3 separate regions of the Mus musculus genome follow, and all the other regions are linked to region 2. The links are chromatin loops, found by intact Hi-C in ENCODE. Cell type or tissue: heart. All regions are shown on one strand.

Evidence for each region. Peaks named below come from ENCODE experiments on the same cell type or tissue, not always from the same donor. Only the 100,000 strongest peaks of a DNase experiment are listed, where the experiment ranks them.
Region 1: it touches region 2 in a loop (4-fold over the local background); 5 of 42 quality-filtered maps call a loop at or near these places.
Region 3: it touches region 2 in a loop (2.0-fold over the local background); 4 of 42 quality-filtered maps call a loop at or near these places.

What each region holds. Positions count from the first base shown.
Region 1 is chr15:77,362,718-77,365,217 of GRCm38, reverse strand. No RefSeq gene overlaps it. Among named protein-coding and RNA genes, the nearest start is that of Gm41353, 12 kb to the left of the region's middle. In heart, no CTCF peak of the experiment used is centred here; DNase peaks (open chromatin) are centred at 967 and 2,105; H3K27ac peaks cover 349 bases.
Region 2 is chr15:77,028,200-77,030,699 of GRCm38, reverse strand. It overlaps a transcript of Mb not described here. Among named protein-coding and RNA genes, the nearest start is that of Mb, 6.7 kb to the right of the region's middle. In heart, a CTCF peak has its summit at 1,148 (motif pointing right); a DNase peak (open chromatin) is centred at 1,259; H3K27ac peaks cover 2,320 bases.
Region 3 is chr15:77,342,539-77,345,038 of GRCm38, reverse strand. No RefSeq gene overlaps it. Among named protein-coding and RNA genes, the nearest start is that of Gm41352, 30 kb to the right of the region's middle. In heart, a CTCF peak has its summit at 1,445 (motif pointing left); a DNase peak (open chromatin) is centred at 1,338; H3K4me3 peaks cover 1,869 bases; H3K27ac peaks cover 2,194 bases.

The DNA of each region.
Region 1 (2,500 bases), 330 kb before region 2:
CCATTAATGACTAATATGGCAGGGACCTGGTCACTGTCGTTTGTGCCACCACTAGGCAAGTGGTCCTGGGTTCTATAAAAAAGCAGGCTGAGCAAGCCATGGGAGCAAGCGGCACTTTCTAAAGATGACAGAGCTACCATAACAACCACAGGAGAACAGGTAAGACCTGGGCAGATCAGGGCGGAGCTTTCAGAAGAGTTAGTTCTAGAGTATGGGGAGACTCGGGGAGATAAGTAAAATAAGGAACCTCCCTAATTTTAGGATCAGGGGGATGCAGGGATGGGACCAAAAGGAAAACATGAGTTAGGAAGTAGTGAAAAGGTGCTTGCTACACAGCTATGAGGGCCCAAGTTCAATCCCCAACACTCCTTTCTGTTTGTTTGTTTGTTTGTTTGTTTGTTTGTTTGTTTGTTTGTTTTTCAAGACAGGGTTTCTCTGTGTAGCCCTGGCTGTCCTGGAACTCACTCTGTAGACCAGGCTGGCCTCAAACTCAGAAATCCACCTGCCTCTGCCTCCCAAGTGCTAGGATTAAAGACGTGTGCCACTACTGTCTGGCGACACCCAGATTTTTTTTAAAATTCTTAAAAAAAAGAAAAAAGCCAGCCGTGGTAGCAGATGGTAGCAGATATCTGTAAATCCAGAGCTGGGGAGACAGGGACAGGCGCCCTGGGGCTCACTGGCCGGCCAGTCAGCCTAGCCTACCATTGATAATCTCCAGGCCAATGAGAGACCTATGCCTAAAAAAAAAATCAATGTGGACAGCCCCTGAGAGACAGCACCCAAGGCTGACCTCTATCTTCCACATGCATGCACACACATACACAGGTACCCAACTACACACACACACACACACACACACACACCAAGAAAGAAAAAAAAACAAGTCCTGGAGAGACACATTCAAATGCTCAGACAAGGGAACCATGGGTGGAGTTCAAACCCAAATTAGATGTTGGCTGGTGGGAGGAGACCTAGCCTATGAGTCAGCCACTCTGGGAAGTGGGTGGAGGTGCTGTGTATTTTCCACAGTGAGAACTTCTGCAGATCCGTGCTTCTTGGTTCTATGTCTCTCAGGATGGTAGTCTCTGCAAGACAGACTCCAGAGACTTAGAATAGGGGAAACAACCAGGGCCTGCGACCCAGAAACCCATGCCAGCCCTGCCCAGGTTTGAGAAGGAAGAGGACTCCACGGTGGTGGCAGTTGAACCAGGGTGGTAGGAAGGAGCAATCCAGTCGCCACTAAAGCCACATGCATTTCCCAGAGCCTGAAATTGATAGTCCAAGGGCACCAGACTCTGGGAAGGAGCAGAGGAAGGTTGCCTGGGTCTCCTCATTTCAATCGCACCCCTCAGACAGCCCACCACAGCTTCATCTTTAATTCAGCACGTTCACTGCCCAAGGCCTTTCCAAATTCTGCTCATATTCGTCCAGCCTGCCAGAGCCCCTACTCTTATGAATATTTAAAAGGTCCAGCTGGGATTGCTTCTCCTCCATGAATATTTAAAAGGTCCACTCGGGATCTGCTTCTCACCCACCAGCACGGGCTGACTCCAAGGTCACAAAGCTGAAGTGTAGCAAGTGACACAAAGGACCTGAAGAAAGTGTCGCAGCACCCCCCCCCCAATAACTTAAAGACAGTGTGAATTGGCAGGAAGACTACAGAATGAGGTAGAGAAACGGCGCTGAGAGGAATCCCACCTCATTCATTCACTCGCTCATTCATTCATTCATTCATTCATGCATCTACCTATCTATCCATCCATCAAACCTCCATAGATAATACCGGGTACTTTCTAGGCTCTAAGAAGATAAAGGTGAGTCAGGCAGAGTCTTTTTCTCCTTGGAGCTCAAAGGTAAGATGGTACACACACAGACACAAAGACTATGCACTGAGACACGAAGGCTTTCACGAAGGTCTTACTCATATTTCTCCAACAGCACTTAAGTTCTAGCCCCACCCCACCCACCCCCACACACTCCTAGTTTTTTTTTTCTGGACTCCCTCCACCCCCACCCCTTGCACATCTGGTTCCTCTTGCTCTTCCTAACACACACAGCAGGGAGTGAGTTCCTCCAGGGATCTGCCTGGCCCCTCCGTGTGACTGATGCTTCTCTAGGCTCCCATCATCCCACAGGCTTCCTCTGACCGGTTGGTAGCTCCTAATTACCAATCTTGTCAAGCACAGGGTCCTTGCAGCTGCGGAGCTAAGCCTTCCACCCTCTACCCTTCCTGTTACTGTTGCCAGGGATGCCCAGAACATAAACCTTACAAGAATGTTGCCATTTTCATCAATGTAACATGTATTTCAGAATTCTTTCTTTTCTTTTTCTTTCTTTTTTCTTTTTTAAATTTCATGTGTATGAATGTCTTGCCTGCATGTATGTATGTGTACCGCATACCTGCCTGATACCAGAGAAGACCTGAAGAGTGTCCCCCTGGATCTGGAGTCACAGATGGCTGTAAGCTGCCATGTGGGCTCTGGAAACCGAACCCTGGTCC
Region 2 (2,500 bases):
CACATGCACGCTTGCAGACAGGCACATACACTCACACAGACACACAGATAGGCACACACAGACACAAGACATACACACGCAAACATGCCCACACAGACATCTATACAGGTACACACAGACATACACACATATATACACACACAGATACATACACACATAGACACGTAGACACATGCATACACAAAGACATGAACACACAGGCACACAGACATACACACAAAGACACATAGACACACTCAGGAACATACACATAGACACACACACACACATACACATGCATGCTCATACAGACATGCACAAAGAAACACACAAACACATACATGCACACATATACATAAATACACACAAACACACAGACACAAGACAAATATATACACAAGACATATACTACACATAGATACACATGCATACACATGCATATACATATATACACATAAACACAAACACACACATAGTCACACAGACACATACACATAGACACATGCATAAACACACATATACACAGACACACATAGACACATGCACACACACACTATTCAGGATGACACTTGAGAAAGAATGCCTTTTAAAGTTCTCATTTTACAAATAGAGAAGTTCTCATTTATAAATGGAAGAAACGAGGTAACCACTCTTTCTTTGAGTCAGAAATGGTTTAGGATGGCACCAGAGGCAGCTGTGTGGCTCGCCAGCCTCACGCCCCAGCTGAGCTGCCTGCACAGCCATTCACACACTGCTAAAGCGACCTCCTTCCACCACATTAGAAAATCCAGGAGACATAGGCCTCTCCTCAGCCACCGGAGGCCTATCCAACACAGTCAATTCTGCACCCTCAAGTCCTCCCACACAGGGCTCACCCTCCTTAGTACCCATGTACTGTGCTCCCTCTTACTCTCATTTCAGCCAACTATCCCCTCTGCCCACAGGCCAATCCCCAAGCCAGACACAGCCTGACAGTCCTTCCACAACCTCTGCCTCACAAGGATGACTTTGCCACCCTGGGAGCCAGAGTGTGGATGACTCGTCTTTTAACAATGTGGAAAGCATCACCTGTCTTCAGGGCCAGAAGCAGTGACCACAGACAGACACACTCAGTTTGTGAGTGGTGGAAGGAGTGCCGTAGGTAGCAGCATTTCTTCCATATGCCACTAGATGGCAGCAGGTTCCCCAGCTGACAGTCACTGGGAAAGCAACCATTTCATTCAGGACCCTGAGACCCTGGATGGAATCCAAACACCGAAATAAGCTTTCAGAACGCTCAGGTCTGGTACTTATTAGTGCTGCCAGGAAGAGGAGGAGGGGAGGGGAGGAACTGAGATCAGACATCTCTGAGCCACAGAGCACAGATGTGGACACCGACTCCTTGCTTGGGCTCTGATCCGGACTTGCTGGCTGACTTTGAACAAGGTCCCTAAATTTCTGTGTCTCTGTTTCTTCATGTGTAAAAGCGGGGACTATATAAAAATGCTTGCCCCAGAGGAAGGGCTCTGGGAGGAGGGAGAGGGTACACTCCGGTGTGCAGTGAGCAGGGTGTGTTTGTGGAATCTGTGTAAAGTCTCTATGAGAAAGATTCTACAGACAAACTGACTAGTTAGAGCCCCGTGGTTATGGAGAGTTGGAGTGTTGCCGATCCAAAGCCATCATCATGTTGGTCTATCCTCCATATCTTTACTTACCCGTCTCTCACCATTTAAAATCATTATCTTTCTACTGTCAAGTGAAACCATTCACTCTCAACAGCCCCAAATCTAAGAATGTTTTCAGCTAGCATTTGAAATCCAGGGTCCCCTTAACCTGCTTTACCTTCCATCCTCACCACTATATTTGTTAAGTGCCTTATTATTTTAGTTTGTTGTCTGACTATAAAAAGTTCACAGAGGACATGTATAGTGGTGGATGTTTGTAATCTCAGCATTTGGATTCACGAGGAGTTCAGAGCTTGGACTACATGAGACCCTGTGCTAGCCTGGGCTACATGAAACCCTGTCTTAAAAACAAACGACAACAAAAAAACAACAAGGAAGCATGCAAATAGTTCACATAACCATTCCACAGGAAATGTGTATACGTAGAGTAGTTCAGCGCTAGCCTGGGCTACAAGAGGCCCTGTATTTAAAACAAAACAAAGCAAAACAAACAAAACAAACAAACAAACAAACAAACAAAACAAAGAAGGGAATATTCCACAGGGAATAGTGTCATAAATACAAGTGTGTATGTAGGGTAGTTCAGAGCTAGCCTGAGACCTTAGCTTTAAAACAAAACAGAACAAAACAAACAAAACAAGGAAACACACAAACAGTCCCCATAACCATTTCACAGGGAATAGTGTCATATGTACATGTGTGTGTATATATGTACATGTGTGTATATAGTGTCATATGTACATGTGTGTGTATACACACATGCATGTATAATATAAGCCCCTGCTTCCAGCACTGCTCTCTCATGCTTGCCTCAGAGGAAATGGTCTCTTGCTTCTGGAGCAAGACCTGTGCTTTGC
Region 3 (2,500 bases), 310 kb before region 2:
TGACATTCCCTGGGGCCGCTGGGATTTGAGCTGTTTTCAAAGGCAGCAAAATCTATAAGGTCAGAGCCCTGCAAACCTGAGAGGAACTCCCTGAGCCAGAGAGAGGATCAGGGTCCCAGAGCTCCAGTCAACTGTGCCTGCGACCTCAGTGAGGTCGCTTGGCCTCTCTGACCCTTGATGTCTTCATTGGAAAAATAGGGAAGATAATGTATTCCATGTGCCCTAGAGCCACACTGTCCTTAGTCTAACAGACAACTCACAAGCTGCCTGGGATCCTCCAGGCAGGATAGTAGAAGTACATGACCCAGCTTTGTGCATACTCTCACACACATGGAGAAGGCCGATCTTTGGGAGGGGGAGCCTTAGTTTTCCTGCCCTCGGGGCAACACAAGCCTTTTGAAAGGCCCACCCAACCTAGGGCTCAGGATGTGAGCACACTCGTAAAGGCTGGGGTCACACCCTGATCTCTAACCTTTGTCCTCAAACTTGAGCCCAGGGAAGACAGTGGCTCTACTCCATTTTGGTGACACTAGAGAAGGCCTGGGAACAACTATAAAACTGGACCAAGGAGGCTGGATTAGCTCCGTCCTCCAGCCCCTTTAGCCCCTCTCCCTTTCCGCGGGTGTCTCTGCCTTCTGTCAGGCCGGCCTCTTTTGGATCTGTTTCAGGAATGCTGGTAACTGGAGATTCTCCACCTTGATCCTGCCTCCCAAACACACTGAAAAAGAAACATGCCCGCTGCCACAATAGCACAGCCTAGGAGGAAGTTGCCGGCCATGGATAGAGCTGGAAGGGGAGGACCCCGAGAAAAAGGGCAGGCTCTTCCAGACCCAGCCTATATTCTCTGAGCCTGTCCGGCTTTCCTGCCTTTCCAAACCTTCCCGATCTTTCCTTTGGCTCTCAGGTACAGAGAGGGAAGTGTGGAGGGGGTATCCTCTGCTCCCGTAACCCTTTCCTCCCTCCCTCTGGGCCCTAAGGCTCCAGAAGCCTTTCCTTTATGCTGGTAACAGTGACAATTACGGTGGCGACTAGCCAGTGAGCAGCTGCCCCTTCCCACCATGTCCCATCCCCTGCCACCCTGAGATATCTTGACAGGCTCCCCATATCACAGAAAGCGAGCCAAGACCTAAGAAAGTCAAGTGATTTATTTGTTCAGGCACAAAGCCAGGACAGCTCAGAGCCCTTGGTTTCCTGAGCCCCAGACCTTTTTGCTGTGTCTCCACGCGACCTAGGGAGAACATCTGGCCACATTAGGGGCAAGAAAAAGCTATGGGGCTATCCATCAAGGGAGGGGCAAGTGTCATCCGCTCAGGAAACCCTGATAGAAGGCACTTCCTACACGGTCTCCGGGCAAGGGAAGCTGGGCAGGTCCGCTTCCTACAGGGTCAGAGGGGGCTCCAGGCAAGGGAAGCAGGGCAGGTCCGCTGGCAGAGCGCCCCCTGCTGGATTCTCCCCTGTGGTTCCAGCCTCACCCACCGCTTTTCTTTTGTGGGATCCTTGCCGCATACCCAGAAGAGGAACGATGTCAGCAGTTTGCAGTCCACTGTTTCCCCCCACCGCCTCTCTATGGTTCCAGTGTCAGCTTAGCTCTTACCATGCGCTCTGCAAGCCTTCCCATCCCCACCTTGACAGGCTGAAGCCCAAGAGATGAGGAGAGGCAGAGAGTATCATGGCCGTGGAATACTGAGAGGAAACCCGTTACCCCTGCAGCGTGGAACAGCAAAGCATCTCCATCTCCAGGCTCTTCTCGTGCGCCTTCCTTCATTTCTTCTCCTGTCCCTTATCCGCTCCAAATGTGGCCCCAACAGGAAAGGCAGACAACTGCATGAACAAGATTGACTGACTGGATTTGCCCCCATCAGGACAGGAAGTCCCTAGACAGACATACAATGGGTCTCTGTAGAGGAGGCAGACAATGGAAGTATTAATAGGAACACGTTTTGTCGCTACCGTTGACCGGCATCGCTGAAGCGCTGACTGGCATTTGCTGTCCCACTCAGTACCATAAGCTCAAGTTATAAACGCCCGGAGTCAAGGAGCGAAAGGGATTGAATGCCTGCCCTGATCTTGGCTGTGTGACCTTAAGCAAGTAACTTAACCTTTCTGAGTCTCAGACTTCACATCTATAAAATGAGGAGGGGAAAAAGAAAAAGATTCCCTTCCAGCCTTCCTCAAAATATCGCTGCTAGGACAAAGTAATATGTAAAATAGATGCAGACATCCACTGTAAACTCTGTGAGCATGGACATCACACATGCACTCTGTAAGCTCTATGGCCATATACCTCACATTACTTTCTACTTCATCTTCCAAAGTGTCTCCGCTGCCCCCAGCTAATTCCCGTCCTGCGTCTCCAGTTCTGATCTCGGACTTTCTCCTCTGTGGTCTGAATTGCAGCACCAGGTGGGAGGAGGAGTGCAGAGGACTCAGGACAGGGTGTGGGGGGAGGGGAGACATGGACAGGACAGGGGAAGGGAGGTGGGGGCTTCTGAGGTCTTAG